Regions from separate parts of the Homo sapiens genome. Here region 1 is linked to region 2. A link is a loop called in an ENCODE intact Hi-C map of the cell type or tissue named here. Cell type or tissue: IMR-90. All regions are shown on one strand.

Evidence for each region. Peaks named below come from ENCODE experiments on the same cell type or tissue, not always from the same donor. Only the 100,000 strongest peaks of a DNase experiment are listed, where the experiment ranks them.
Region 1: it touches region 2 in a loop (9-fold over the local background); 2 of 110 quality-filtered maps call a loop at or near these places.

The regions. Positions count from the first base shown.
Region 1 is chr3:38,841,065-38,849,064 of GRCh38, forward strand. SCN11A (sodium voltage-gated channel alpha subunit 11) reads right to left here. Exons shown (of 30, transcript NM_001349253.2): 30 at 4,700-6,678. The coding sequence ends at 5,630. Among named protein-coding and RNA genes, the nearest start is that of SCN10A, 29 kb to the left of the region's middle. In IMR-90, CTCF peaks have their summits at 136 and 3,042 (motif pointing left); a DNase peak (open chromatin) is centred at 3,017; H3K27me3 peaks cover 1,178 bases.
Region 2 is chr3:38,342,871-38,350,870 of GRCh38, forward strand. It overlaps XYLB (xylulokinase), which reads left to right and starts at 3,915. Exons shown (of 19, transcript NM_005108.4): 1 at 3,915-4,055; 2 at 5,680-5,762. The coding sequence starts at 3,999. RefSeq lists enhancers at 3,692-4,523, 4,524-5,355 and silencers at 4,082-4,321, 4,332-4,391. In IMR-90, CTCF peaks have their summits at 1,159 (motif pointing left) and 3,841; a DNase peak (open chromatin) is centred at 3,891; H3K4me3 peaks cover 946 bases; H3K27ac peaks cover 388 bases.

The DNA.
Region 1 (8,000 bases), 500 kb after region 2:
AGTTGGCTGATAGTTTTGTTCAAGTCTCCTATACCTTTTTATATTTTCACTCAGTCCTGGAGTGGTCACTCCCAACTCCAGGCAGGGCGTTTCCCTCACTTGATGTCTCCCCTGATTAGTGGTCCATCCCTTGAGGCTTTGGTGCCCTCCCATGGAATAGTAGAAACCTCTCTTTTCAAACTTCAATGTGAAAATGGATGATCCAGAACATTACTGAGACCTTCACTTAGATCCAAAGCAATTTTTTTTTCAAGTATTGCTCTTTAAAACATTAATTTAGGAGAAAAACTGCGTAGAAGTCTAACTAGGGCTCATGAATCAATAGAATATGAGCCATCAGCATGATTTGGCTCCAGGTATATTTCCTATAGTCCTATAGCTCCAATATACCTCCTATACTTAAAATATAGGAAGAACTTAGAGTATGGAAAGGGGGCAGGGGAACTTGAAGCTGCACTGGCACCAATGACACAGTGTTTTTACTTAGCCTGTATGCTCATTCAGAGTATCTTGAATTGGGGGATTGGTGCAGATTAAAGGAAGCTAAATTAGTACCCCCAGGATACCTCTTGGTAGCACTACAGTCAGACTAGTACAGTTGTAGTCTACATTAATAGAAGTCTATTGTCCAAAAGGAAAAGATGTTCCATTGCTCCCTGCTCTTCTAAAACCTGGGCACCTGGTTTTAGAAGAGATAGATTAACCATATTTAGAAGAGATAGATTAACCATAGATTGCCTGAAGAAGGGAGAGAATAGAAAAAGGATGGAAGCTCTGTCAAAATATTAGGGGACCAAATACATCTACAGAACTGAGTATATTAAATTTGGAGAGGGAGCACAGCATCTCCCCAGTGTGAGTTTCCACATTGTAAAGACAACTTTAAAAACATGCATTACTTTGAGAGAAAAAGAAATGGATGCAAAAGGTTCACAGACACTAGCAAGAAAACCCTGTACCTTCTGTTTAACATCAAGCACATTGTCTCTTTTTGTCTGAGAGGCAGTGCAGTATAGTGGTTGATAGCTTGAGACCTAGAGCCAGAATGCTTGGGTTTGAATCCTGACAAAACCTCTTACTGGCTCTCGAAGAAGCCTCTTATTTCCTCTACATGCCTTAGTTTCCTCATCTGTATAATGAAGGTTACAAATAGTTTCTACCTAATAGAGATATTGTGAAGAGGTAAGGCTGGTAAAGTGGTTACCTGGCCCAGAGTAAGTGCTCAATAAATGTTAGCTCTTGTTTTCTCAGTGCTACTTTGATTACTCCTTGTGTATCAAGGGACAGGATTGCCCATTCAATGACCCCGGAGGTTCTATCTGGGTTGCCAGGCAACAAGCAATCTGGAATCAGTGGCTTACCCTCCTTGAGCAGGAGTAGCTATACAGGATTTCGGATCCCCAAGGGCATTGGGTGTTAGAAACTGACATTCCAAGACTGCTCCCTGGAATAGCTGGCTCCCTGGCCCAATTGTTTATAAGGCAAGCTCTCATCTTCGCCCTATAAAAAGGTAGAGCAATAAGGGGTGGGATTCTTTCCTGGATCCTGCATGCTGCTTGGTGGAAGGGATGAAAAGGTGGGACTGTGTATCTCATCTTGTTGACCCAATTTCTCCAAGGAAGCCTGCTCTGTTCTCACATTACATGTCATGGTATTTACTGTCACCTACTACCCCACATTCTTCTCTGAACTGTCTCACTCCTCTTCACCTTCATTCCCTGAAAACATACCCTCAGGGCAAGTCCCTTGCCTGCTTCTAGAGCTGGGTGTACTCTCTCTCTCCCATGATGTCTGCTCCTGGGGTTTCAGACATCACCTTTGCACCGAAGACTCCTGTCCACACCTTGTCCTCAAGTTCAAGTCTTGGCTGGGCATTGTCAGTTAGACCTGACATCTTAAACTTTCAAAATATTTAAAATTGAATTACATTTTAGATGTTCTTCCTCAGCCATTAAAACAAACAAACAAACTCCAACCCTTGCTCCTCCTATGCTATTAACTTAGTACCCTTTACTGTCATCTATCTTGTCCTCCCTCATGGTCAGGCAGCTGGCACAAGCATCTTGGAATCACACCGCATTGCCCTCACCTCCTTCCTGGCTCAGTGCCTCTTCCCTACCAGGATCAGACCTTGTTTTTCTCCATTCCACCTTGCACATTCTATCCAGTTATTTTTCTTCCCTGCTAAAACACCTTCAATGCCTTCTTATTATCAAAATACGCTAGAACTCCTCACTCTGGCATTTGAGGCTCTCCACAAATGTCTGTGTCTAAGATTCAGTTGCTGCTGCTCCACTCCCTATACTCCATGTCCAGTCAGTTGGGTAATTCATACTTCCTCACACTTTCTAGTTGCCATTGAGCTGCCTGTACTGTCTCCCCGACTTCAAACACCCTCCAAAACCAGGTTCACCTGTCAAAATCCTACATACCTGTCAAGCGCATCCATCTCAGATGCTCCTCTCTCAGGAGGTCTTTCTGTGAGCTTGCTTCATTCATGTCCTCAGAGCAGAGGCATGTTTCTGGTTTATTACACTTGTTATGTTGTATTGCATTATTATTGCATGGACACTCATCCAATTCTCCTGCCAAAGAGCAAATATGCTCTTGAGACTATAGTCCTATAGTCTATTTGGTTAGAAGCAGTTTACACAAAATACACTGCATTCATCCTTGGAACATGTCTGCCAGATGAATTGCACGGGGGCTGATCTACCTAGAGTAAAGAAAACTCAGAGAATAAGGGGACTGGATTCATGTGCCTGGAGGGCTGTTTGCAGTGGAAACTCAGTATGTCCCAGGGAAACAGAGCTCACACCAACATCTCTGCCTCCTGAGGGTGTCCTGGATCCTCTCGCAGTGAGCAATATTTCTAGGGATATTACTATGAGCTTTCTATCACCCATCCAGGGTTTAGATAATTCACCATATCCTGCCTGGGCTCTTCTCCCTTCAACCCTATGGCTTTCTAAGTGCCAGGCCTGTGTACAGATGATGTGCAGCCCTCTCCGAAAAGAACATGTTGGACATTTGCTGCCATCTAGTGAAGGTAGAGTGGTCCAACCTTTTGATAAAGCTAAGCAGATCTTGTTTTCTCCCTAGGAGGTGGCCCCTGGAAACCAGCCCTGGTTAAACAGAAGCATGTCAGGGTATACAGGTGTGCATGGAAGGGAGGAGGGTGAAGCCTGTTTTATTATTATTTTTATTTTGTTCCACATATTCTGAGGGTGAAGCTTCTATACAAAACAGATCACATTCAAGCTCCTGCATGGCAGTCTGGAATGGGCAAGACCATGTCCTTCCAGATCCTCCCCCTACCTCTAGCCAAAAGGTACCCTTCTTGAAATGATGACGAGCCATCTTTTTTTTTTTTTTAGAAACTTGATAGGGAATCTATAAAACACCTAAGGTTCATAATCAGAGCTTCTTTTAAAGGAGCCATAGGTTACTTCCAGTACCTCAAGGAGAATGTGGCCATGACTTTGTAACTAGTGATTTCCACAAGGCCCTCCCAGTCCTGCACAGGAGCCCTGGTAGCCCATCTCAAAGCTTCCCTGGTCCTGAGCCCACCCACTTCCCCTTCCCATCATGGCACACAGGCTCGGGCTCCACCAGGTGCATGACTGTATGCAGGTCACTCAACTTCTCTGAGCCTCAGTTTTCTCCTTTTTAAATGGGGTATATCTTCCTCATTGGGTTGGTACGAGGTACAAAAGAGATCATTCATGACAAATGCTTAGCCAGTGCCTGATGCACAGAAACCACTAAATAAATATTAGATAATGATATTATCACTATTTTTACCAATGCTTCAGAGCACAAGGCTGCCTACAAAACTCAGGCCCTTGAAATGAATACATCAAGTCATGGTAAGATCTTACACACTGAAAATAATCACCTCTCAGCCCACCACAGGATCCAGTGCTGCCATTCCCTTTGCTGGGCAGTGTGGGGCAGGTCAGAGGGCCCGACCTCAGACTCCAGGCTGCTGACAGACACATCAGTTCTTCTCACCTGTCTGAGATACAGGGTTCCAGGGCTATCTCTATGAGGTTTTCCTCCACTCCTCAATGATCACAATGTAGGTTCTTTGCCCCTCGCCCAGCCTTTTGGGGGACTGAAAGCCTAATGCCTGTTTGACCTCTTGGCATCTCCAGTTTTTAGGGAACTCCTGGGCTCCTCCTGCTCCCAAGCCCTTTTGATAGGTCTGGGTGTTTCTTTGAAACAGACATTCAGCCAAAACTGTAAATAGGGCTCATCAAATGGCTAAGATCACTGGTTAAGCAGTATGTCTATGGATCTCTCACCCCGTGCCCCACGTGTTGCTAAGAGGGTACTCTCTCTGTCCAAGGTGCCCACTGCAAATATCTTAACCAGCCAAGTGGGGCTCTCTTTTCAGTTTCAGCAAGTGATGTGCTGCAGTCAGCTTGAGCCAGCTCTCAAGAACTTATTATGAGCATCTCTTCTCAACTCCACGTCCAGTAACATGTTGATAGCTTGAAATCAGCCATAATGGGAGTACTCACACCACAGAGATTAGTGAATGCTATAAAGCATGGCTTTCTTTTTCCTGAACAGTCAGTTGTTAAACACTTGTCAGATACACCACTGGTTCTAGTCTTTAATTGCAAGCAAAGCACCACATTTAAACCACTACTCACACAACCACTGAACAAAAGGGGAATATTAGTGTACTACCTGAAAGGAACACAAACAGAAAGCTTTATTGAATTTATATATATATATATATCTGAGATGGTAGCTTGTGAAAGGGTAGTAATTGACAAGTCAAGATTGTGCCTCTAGGTTTTAAACAAACCCAAAATAATTAATGTTGGTAAAAAATGTCTGCAATAAGCTATTCATTTATTGGCAAGTTTTGAATTTTCATTTAGCATGCAAAAGAGCTACATGTGATAAACCACATACTTGCATCAGGAAAATATCAAACAAAAATGATGTATCTAGAAACATAGAAAATACAACTTAAAATTTTAATGTGTTTTTTGTTTCTTATTCTTTTTTGTTTAGATATAATTTGAACCATGTTTCTTTTCTTTTCTTTTTTGAAACAGAGTCTCACTCTGTCACCAGGCTGGAGTGCAGTGGCACGATCTTGGCTCACTGCAACCTCCGTCTCCCAGGTTTAAGCGATTCTCCTGCCTCAGCCTCCCAAGTAGCTGGGACTACAGGCGCACGCCACCATGCCCAGCTAATTTTTGTATTTTTAGTAGAGACGGAGTTTCATCATGTTGGCCAGGATGGTCTCGATCTCTTGACCTCGTGATCCACCTGCCTTGGCCTCTCAAAGTGCTGGGATTACAGGCATGAGCCACTGCGCCCGGCCTGAACTATTTCAATCCTAAAATTGGTATGTCCTTTTACAGTCCTTCCTGGTGTCTTCTTCCTTATTATAATAGTACCACTGGTTGTCAAGTAGCCTTATCTTATATCTCTGTAAGTATTATTTAAAATGAAATTGAAATATCATTTATTTTAGCCAGAAAAGAAAATGGAATGGCTAATTTGGTGAATCCACTCCCTGTTGATACACTAAGCTGCTGACCCCTGGAGCTCAGAGGCTGAAGGCAAGGCTGTGAAGCTATGAGGTAGGCGTGGAGGTGAGGGCTCAGTCACAGTGGACCTTGCCCTTGGCCACCCCAAAGCTAGACAAGTCTCCATTGCAAAGAGTCTGGAGTGGTGAATGAGGCCCGTTTTCCAAGTCATTTTGGTCACCTTGGTCACCCTTGGTCACCTTCATCATGTACTTTCGAAAGGCCTTTTGAATAATAGCAGCACCTCTTTCCTCTTCCTTTCTCTTGGTGGTGGTGACTATGGGTTCATACAACTTCTTGAGAGGATTGGCTTCCATGAACTTCTCTTCCATCATTGCTTTCATACTATCTAGGCCATCAGAGCCACCGAGTACCCTAGCGGTGAAGGCGAAAAGAATATCCATGCAGTGGAGGCGATCTTCACTCACCATGGGCAAGTCCATTACTAGAAATTGATATTTATTTGGCTTTGCGACACGCAAAGGCTCAGGCAAGGCATCAGCAAAGTCAGAAAGGGCAGAATATTTGATAAATTGTGTTGCTTCTGGGTCAAACTTTTCCCACACTTCATAAAATATGTCAAAGTCATCTTCACCCAAAGGGTCCTCACTTTCTTCAGTGGCTGTATTGAAGTTCTCTAAAATCACAGCAATGTACATGTTGACAACAATGAGAAAGGAGATGATAATGTAACTGACAAAGTAGGATGTGGCTATGCCAGGGAGGTGGCAGTTTTCTGAGGAAGAGTTACATGATTCTTTTGATCGCAGCATGGGGCTGAGCAGGGAATCCCAACCTGCTGATGTGCTTATCTGGAAGAGACAGAGCATGCTGCTGGCAAAAGTCTTGAAGTTGAATATGTCATCGATTCCAGACTCTGGATTCACTTTGGAAAACCAGTTCATACCCAGAATGGCATAGATAAACATAATCAGAAAGAGTAGAAGACCAATGTTGAACAGAGAAGGAAGCGACATCATCAGAGCAAAGAGGAGAGTCCTGATTCCTCGTGCAGCCCGGACAAGCCTCAGGATTCGGCCAATCCGAGCCAAGCGGACAATTCTGAAGAGCGTCGGAGGGAAAGGAATGTGCTCCTGATTTTCCAAGGTAGAAATCATTGTACCTCAGGAGAAGGAGAAAAGTAAATAAGTTTCCAGAAGGCACACTGGTTTCAGATCCAGCCTGTCTCCTGCCTCAGAATCCTATGGGGGCCAACTTTTTATCAATACTTTGTAGCTTATGTACAAAACTAAGAATTTCTTTTACCACTATCAGGGAAAATACCTATCTGTGTCTTAATTTGGAAAATAGTTTCCAAGGGCCATACAGTTCTTCTACATTTGTGTGTAGAAGAATTTAAATACAGCCCTACTACAAGTGAGGACAGCTTATCTGCTGAAAGAGCCACAATGTCTGTAGGGCTAGAGGGAAATGGTAGCATTGGAATGCTCACCTTTAGGCTGAAGCTGCCCATGGATCTTTCATAATTGTCATCCTCATTCCAAGGACTTCTGAGATCCAAACTCAAAAAGCTGAAGGGACACAATTTGGAGATACTTTCTCTGTTGCTGCAAACCCCATAAATGTCATTTCAGAGGTTTGATCAAACAGCTGAATATTTGACCTAAAATGTCGCCCTGCCTGCTCTGCAGGCAAGTGATACAAGGATTTAAGACAATTCACATTTTGGCCTAAACATTATAGAATGGTTGGAACATGCTTGTCTTGTGTAGACATGGCCTTGTTCTTGCTTTGAGAGTCTTCTAGGGTTGTTAGGGGTCATGGGCAGTATTTGAGTGCCCATGACCCCTAATGACCTTGAGTGTCCTGTAAGGTCACTAGGGGTCTATTAGGGTTCATGGGCAGCAGAATGCTCTGCTGTCACCTAATGACTAAAGAGAACTAGTTGATTATATACTTCACTGACTACCCAATTGTGCCAAAGAAGTTTAATTCATACTTTAATTGGAAAGTCAACCCTGGAAAGATGTAAAGTTTCTTAAGTGCCAATTCAGCAACAACTGGAGGAGGCCCATCATTTAAGATCTACCTCCTCTATGAATATTTCTTGGGCTGATCAAGCCCATAGTAATCTGTTCTTTCTCTGAGCTCATTTCTGCTTTGCACCATGTGATTTGGTGTTCAATTAATTTCCCTATCTTTTTTTGGCACTTTAAGACGAGTAAGCCGTAATACCTCAACTAGATTGTTAACTCCTAGAGAGAGATTCATTTCAACTCACACTCATTTTGCATTTCTCCAAAAACTTAGGAAAGAGCTTGGAAAAGTACTGAGGCTAAAGCGTTGGACGGCAGAAATATTGGCAAAGGCATATAAAACTCTGTCCACATTAGTAAGTAGGATTAATATATGGATTAATCCTACCGCTGAGTATTATTTGGCTTAATATGTAGATTTTCTCATCCACTGGGGCAAATGCCATAC
Region 2 (8,000 bases):
TGAACTTTAAAGTAGTTTTTTCCAATTCTGTGAAGAAAGTCATTGGTAGCTTGATGGGGATGGCATTGAATCTATAAATTACCTTGGACAGTATGGCCATTTTCATGATATTGATTCTTCCTACCCATGAGCATGGAATGTTCTTCCATTTGTTTGTATCCTCTTTTATTTCCTTGAGCAGTGGTTTGTAGTTCTCCTTGAAGAGGTCCTTCACATCCCTTGTAAGTTGGATTCCTAGGTATTTTATTCTCTTTGAAGCAATTGTGAATGGGAGTTCACTCATGATTTGGCTCTCTGTTTGTCTGTTGTTGGTGTATAAGAATGCTTGTGATTTTTGTACATTGATTTTGTATCCTGAGACTTTGCTGAAGTTGCTTATCAGCTTAAGGAGATTTTGGGCTGAGACAATACTGGCAAACCGAATCCAGCAGCACATCAAAAAGCTTATCCACCATGATCAAGTGGGCTTCATCCCTGGGATGCAAGGCTGGTTCAATATATGCAAATCAATTAATGTAATCCAGCATATAAACAGAACCAAAGACAAAAACCACGTGATTATCTCAATAGATGCAGAAAAGGCCTTTGACAAAATTCAACAACCCTTCATGCTAAAAACTCTCAATAAATTAGGTATTGATGGGACGTATTTCAAAATAATAAGAGCTATCTATGACAAACCCACAGCCAATATCATACTGAATGGGCAAAAACTGGAAGCATTCCCTTTGAACACTGGCACAAGACAGGGATGCCCTCTCTCACCACTCCTATTCAACATAGTGTTGGAAGTTCTGGCCAGGGCAATTAGGCAGGAGAAGGGTATTCAATTAGGAAAAGAGGAAGTCAAATTGTCCCTGTTTGCAGACGACATGATTGTATATCTAGAAAACCCCAAAATCTTATAATATTTTAAGAAAGTTTACTGATTTGTGTTGAGCTGCATTCAAAGCCATCCTGGGCCACATGCAGCCCATGGGCTGCAGGTTGGACAAGCTCGGTCTAGTGAATTCCACCATTACACCTCTCTCATGATCTCTTTCTGTGTCTTTGATAGCCTTCACAGCTCCCTATGTGGGTTCATCTGTCCACTCTGAGCCCTTTCTGTGCAAACTAACCCACTCTTATTGGGAGCTGACATCTGCTGTCAAAAGACAAAATTACAACAAATTTAAAGATCCTAAATGGATTTTATCTGTGATTCTAGAATTGGACAACACCTCATTCTGTACAAAAGAAGGAGTGTTCCAATGATCTGAGCAAAGGATGTATAACCACCCGACAGGTTCACCTTGCCCACTGCCTAGACAGAGCCAATTTATCAAGACAGGGGGACTGCAATAGAGAATGAGTAATTCACACAGAGCCAGCTGTGTAGGAGACCAGAGTTTTATTATTACTCAAATCAGTCTCCCAGAGCATTTGGGAATCAGAGTTTTTAAGAATAATTTGGTGGGTGGGTGGAGGCCAGTGAGTTGGGAGTGCTGATTGGTTGGGTCGGAAATGAACTCATAGGAATTTGAAGCTATCTTCTTGTGCTGAGTCAGTTCCTGGGTGGGGGCCACAAGATCAGATGAGCCAGTTTATGGAGCTGGGTGGTACCAGCTGATCCATCAAGTGCAGGGTCTCTAAAATATCTCAAGCACTGATCTTAGGTTTTACAATAGTGATGTTATCCCCAGGAGCAATTTGGTGATGGTCAGAATCTTGTAGTCTCCAGCTGCATGACTCCTAAACCTTAATTTCTAATCTTGTGGCTAATTTGTTAGTCCTACAAAGGCAGTCTAGTCACAGGCAAGAAGGAGATTTGTTTTGGGAAAGAGCTGTTATCATCTTTGTTTTAAACTATAAAGTAAGTTCCTCCCAAAGTTAGTTCTGCCTATGCCCATGAATAAGCAATGACAGCTTGGAGGCTAGAAGCAAGATGGAATTGGTTAAGTCAGATCTCTTTCACTGTCTCAGTTATAATTTTGCAATGGCAGTTTCATTAGGCCACGTTAACTAACTTCTCTACACCTCAGTTTCTCACTCTGTAAAATGAAGATGGTAAGTTATACGAAGTTCAAAGTGAGTTTATACTGGTAGACATCAGAATAGTGATTGCCTTGGGAGTTTAGGAAGGGTCATGAAGGAAACTTCTGGAGTGGTGGAAATGTTCTGTTTTGATCTCAGTGTTTATATGGGTATATACATACATTTTTAAAAAGTCATTGGCCAGGCACGGTGACTCACGCCTGTAATCCCAGCACTTTGGGAGGCTGAGGCAGGTGGATCACATGAGGTCGGAGTTTGAGACCAGCCTGACCAACATGGTGAAACCCCATCTCTACTAAAAATACAAAATTAGAGCCATACGCAGTGGCTCACGCTTGTAATCCCAGCACTTTGAGAGGATGAGGCAGGCGGAACACCTGAGGTCGGGAGTTCAAGACCAGCCTAACAAACATGGAGAAACCTCGTCTCTACTAAAAATACAAAATTAGCTGGGCGTGGTGGCGGATGCCTGTAATCTCAGCTACTCGGGAGGCTGAGGCAGGAGAATCACTTGAACCCAGAAGGCAGAGGTTTCAATGAGCTGAAATCACGCCATTGCACTCCAGCCTGGGCAACAAGAGTGAAACTCCGTTTCAAAAAAAAAAAAAAATTAGCTGGGTGCGGTGGTGTGCGCCTGTAATCCCAGCTACATGGGAGGCTGAGGCAGAAGAATCAGTTGAACCAGGGAGGTGGAGGTTGCAGTGACCGGAGATCACGCCACTGCACTCCAGCCTGGGTGACAGGAGTGAAACTCTGTCAAAAAAAAAAAAAAAAGTCATCAAGCAGTTAAGATTAGATTAAAATGCAGTAATCTAATCTTAATTAGATTAGATACTTAGATACCTTTATTTAAAATTTTTTAAAAGTGGAGATAATAGTACCTACTTCCCAGCATCATTGTGACGATTAAATGTGCTCAGCAGGTTGCATAATTGTTTCTGATCTAGCTAGTATCCAGTATTTGTCTATTGTCACAGGTGGTGACTGCTGGAGGGGCTGAGTCCCCAATAAGCTGTGAATGTCTTGGAGGACAAGTATGTTGGCCCCTTCTTGTTCTAGCAGTGAAGAGGATCCCATGTAGACTCCAAGCAGCTCAAGTTCAGCAAGGGAGACAGACCATTGCAAGTGCATGAAAAGGGCACTGGTGGGCTGGGAAGTTCGTAGGAGGAGCCTCTCACATGCTGGGTTTGGGGAGGAATTCTGGAAAGCAGTTAGTCTTAGGGACGGGAAGGATGTAGCTGGTGGGACAGGCGCCCTCAGCTCCATGAATAAAAGGAGTGGGTCTGACTCTGGTTCTCATTCCCCTTTACCATGCCTGGCACACATTAGACCATCAATACCAATTGACTCCAGGAAGGAGTGTCTCCCCGTGGGGGCATCAGGAGCCGCTGAGTTTAAATACACAGGTGGGATGTGACACACTGGGAACCATTCAGATTTGCTGGATCTGGATAGGGCTTGTCAGGACTCAGTGCTTCCAACCCCAGGGCCCATTTCCCTGTGGCCCCTGAGTCACCACCATGGGTGGACAGCTGCTCCAGTGCCAAGATACAGCCACAGAGGACGGCAGGCCCAGGGCCTCCAGAAGGACAGGCAGGCTCCCTCTGAAAGACAAGCCGGCTTATAGCTGAAACCTCTGGCCCAGGCGTCCTCTAAGGGAAGCCAGGCGGTGTCAGGGCACGGCCCATGAAGACATAAGATGAAGATGGGGAGAACCAGAGGGGGTGCGCTTCGAAGGAAAGCGGGCTGCGTGGGGGCACCGTCGATTGCACAGGACGCGGTCCCGGCTCGCGTAGCCCCGCAGGCGGCGCCAGAGCGCAAGCCCGCCTCGTGACTCCGGTCCACAGTCCGGCCGGGCGGAGCTAGGGGCGGGCCCCTGCGTCTCTGGGCGCTGGAGCGCGGCGACTATCACGCCGCGTGGCGGACGGACGGACTGACGGACGCGCAGCCTTACCCGAAAGGCCATGGCGGAGCACGCCCCTCGCCGCTGCTGCCTGGGCTGGGACTTCAGCACGCAGCAGGTACAGTCGCCTGGCCGCAGGGCCACGGGGCCGCCTCCTCCGCTTCGGTGGGGGTAGGGGGCGGGCTGTCACCCGGACGCGGGAAAACATGGGCCCGGCCGCGGGCGCGCCTACCTCTCGGGCTTCCCGGGGCCCCCGCGCCCCTGCCCTGCGCGCGGCCGTGGGGCGCCGGTGCCCTCGCCCGGAGATGCCCTGCCAATGCCACCCGCTCGCAAGATGCGGCCTCGACCCCGCCTGGACCCAGCTACCCCAGGAAACTGCAGGCGCTCCTCGGCAGGACCCCCGGTGCCCAGAGGGGCCGGAGGACTCGGCGGGTTCCTGCGCTGTTCTGGGCACCCAGTGACGGGGATCCGAAGGAAGTCAGCTACTGTAAGGCAGGGGAACAGACAGGCGGGTAGCCCTGCGCACATGCACAACCAGTGACCTGGAAGCAGATTATAGCCCAAAACCTTTTTTTAAAAATTGAAATGGCCCAGGCCTGGTGGCTCTTGCCGGTAATCCCAGCACTTTGGGAGGCCGAGGCGAGTGGATCGCTTGAGCCCAGGAGTTCGAGACCAGCCTGGGCAATATGGAGAAACCCCGGTCTCTACCAGAAAATACAAAAATTAGCCGGGCATGGTGGAGCACACCTGTAGTCCCAGTTTTTCTGGAGGCTGAAGCGGATCGCTTGAGCCCAGGAGGTGGAGATTGCAGTGAGCTAAGATGGCGTCACCGGTCTCCAGCCTGGGCGACAGAACGGGACCCTGTCTCAAAAAAAAAAAAAGAAAAAAGTGAAATGCATAGTGTACAAGTGGACTTTACCCTGTGACCGCCCTTCGTTGACACCAGCTTGCCTGGTCTGTGCACCCAGGACTGCTGGCCAGAGGAGCAGTGTGCTGCTGCCAACGCCCTGCAGACAGGCAAGCAAATCAAAATTTGCCTTCAAAGAGGGCATGGGGTGACCGGGGGCACCTTTTCCTTTAAAGTACTTGGGAAATATACACAGTTGCAGTCAAACCCCTCTTCTCGAATGGGTCAAGGGAGGCAGGCCTCTGGCCAGTCCTTGGGGGAACGTCCTGTGGGACTCTGGATGACTCGAGTTGCCTTGCTGGACCTCAGTTTTCCCATCTGTCCAGGAAAGGAGTTATACTCCCAAGCTTGGAGATTGCTTCAGTGGGACATTAATGTCTCTGGACCACAATCATGGCCTGTGAGAATAGCCCATGGCCTTGCCTGGTCTCAGGCCTCTGCAGACATGGATCCCCAGAGATGCCTCCAAACCTTGCTTCCCATTCCTTCCTCTCTGGCACTTTCTCCCGCCTCCTTGTCAGGTGCACGAACCAACTCATCTGTGAACATCTTCCTCTAGAGGGTCTTGGCTTTGGCTATTTGGGGAACAAAGATTCCTTGAGACATGTGGGTGTTCCTACTTAGCCTCAGTTTCTTCATTTTACTAAATCTTTGAGTGTTACCCCAGATGAGTCCTCTGTTACCACGATTACGGTGAGGCAGCCCTGCCTTCAAGGAGGTCTCTAGGTTGAACTGCTCCTAGGGTGTGGGGCCTCATCTGGTGACGTTAGTACCCCCTGGACCAGTGTAGAAGCTGAGGAAAATTCTACACTTCCTTTTTTAAAATGCCTTTCAGGTAAAGGTTGTTGCTGTTGATGCAGAGTTGAATGTCTTCTATGAGGAAAGTGTGCATTTTGACAGAGATCTTCCAGAATTTGGGTATGTACTTGATGTGCATGTGTGTGTGATGGGGGTGTTGGTTTTGGGGTCCTCCCGCAAACTTTTGTATTCGCAGACCGCACTGTTGAGGCTTTGCCAAATACAGGAGTGGTGGTCTCGGCAGACCTTTCAAGCATCTTTTTTTCCTATACCTAGAGTGCCATCTCCCCCATTTCTTCCTAATTCCATTCATCCATTCATGAAGTAAGCATCAGTTGAGACCTACTTTGTGCCAGGTGCTAGGACCTGATGGCGAAACAAAAAGAGAAAGCTCTCCCAGAGCTTCCCACTGAGTAGTGGAGACTGGTATCAAACAAAGAATCTCACAAAAGAGTGTTTCATTATAAACTCTGAGAAGGCCTCTGAAGGAAAGGAACTCACTTCTCCAAGTGCTTATTATAAAGGAATGTGACTCAGACTTGGGAGGGGAAGTCCCAGAGCGTCTCTAGGGAAGTGGTGCTTAAGCTAGAGATCAGAGTGAGTGAAGTTAGCCAAGCGATGGAAGGGAAGTTGGCCAGGTGATGGAAGAGCATTCCAGGCAGAAGGAACAACATGTGCGAGGGCCCTGTGGCAAGAAAGAGCATGGTTCATTCCTTCATGCAATTGAAGAAAGCCAATGATGCTGGGGAGCAGAGAGAGGCGGAGGCTGGTCAGAGCTCCATAGGCCATGGTATAGAGTTTGTCTTTATTCTAAAAGCTATGGTCAGCCACTAAGGGCCATAAGGGGTAGGGGTATGGGTGAGGTATGAATGACAGGTTGTATTTTTGTTTTGAAAATATCTCTCTGGGGGCATTGGGAGAACAGATTCGGAGCATTGCTGGAATGGACGTGGGGAACTATTAAAGAGGTTTTTGCTGGTCATTCAGGTATGAAATGATGGATAGGAGAGAGCTGAGTAGTAAAATGGACAGGTCCTGTTACAAAATTGAATGTGAGATGTAAGGGTGGGATTTCTGGCTGTCCTTCAGAGTGGATGTTGGACTGTGGGAAAGAATGAGTTTTGGAGAGAAAGATCATGAGTTCAGCTTGGGCTGCCATAACAAGGTACCATAGACTGGGTGGGTTAAAGAGCGGAAATTTATATTCTCACACATCTGGCCGTTAGGAGTCTAAAATCAAAGTGCTGGGAAGATTGGTCTCCTCTGGGACCTCTCTCCTTGGCTTGCAGGTGACCACTCTCTTGCTGTGTCTTCACATGGTGGTCACTCGGTGCAGGAGTGCTTGGTGTCTCTGTCATCTGTATCCTAATCTTCTTATAAGGACATGAGTCATACTGGATTAAGGCCCATTCTAATGACTTCATTTTAACTTAATTGCCTTTTTAAAGGCCCTGTCTCCAAATAATCACAATCCAAGGCCCTCGGGGTTAGGATTTCAGCATATGAGTTTTAGGGGCAGAGGGGGCACAATTCAGTCCGTAACACTGTGGACTTGCTGGTTTTGAGGCACCCTCGTGAGGGCCTGGTAAAAGTGTCCTTCCCTGTCTGTTTTAGACACACTTCCTCTTTGAAGCCTTCCCAGCTGACCCTTTGTGCACCTCTCATTACCCATCACATTGTGTTGCCAACTCTTTGCCCCCAGCTAATGCGGCCCCATGGAGCCGAGGTTAGAAGCCATCTTGCTTTCTCACATTTTTTATTATTGCAGGCCTTGCATGTTTGCCTTTGGGTAGTTGGTATGTTTCAAGGAATTGGTCTTTTCAACTAAGCCATCAAATGTGTGGCCATAGTGTTGTTCATAATATTCCTTTATCCTCCTTATGACATCTGTGGGACCAGTAATGATGATCTCTTGCTGTTGGTCATTTCTGATATTGGTAATTTGTCTTCTCTCTTTTTTTCTTTGGTTATCCTGGCTAGAGGTTTATCAATTGTATTGATCTTTTCAAAGTTCAACTTTTGGTTTTGTTGATTTTCCCCTGTTGTTTTCTTCAAGTTGTGCTCTAATTTTTATTACTTAGTTTCTTCTGCTTGCTTTAGGTTTAAATTGCTCTTTTTTCCCTAGTTTCCTCAAGTGGAAACTTAGAGGATTGATTTAAGACCTTCTTTTCTAATATATGCATTTAATGCTATAAATTTCTCTGTAAACACAAATGCTTTTTATGGGATGCCTTAGCAGCATCCCATACATTTTGATAAGTTATAGTTTCATTTTTTTTCGTTCAAAATATTTTTTAGTTCTCTTGAGACTTCTTTGACTCATGGGTTATTTAGAAGAATGTTTTTAGGCTGGGTACA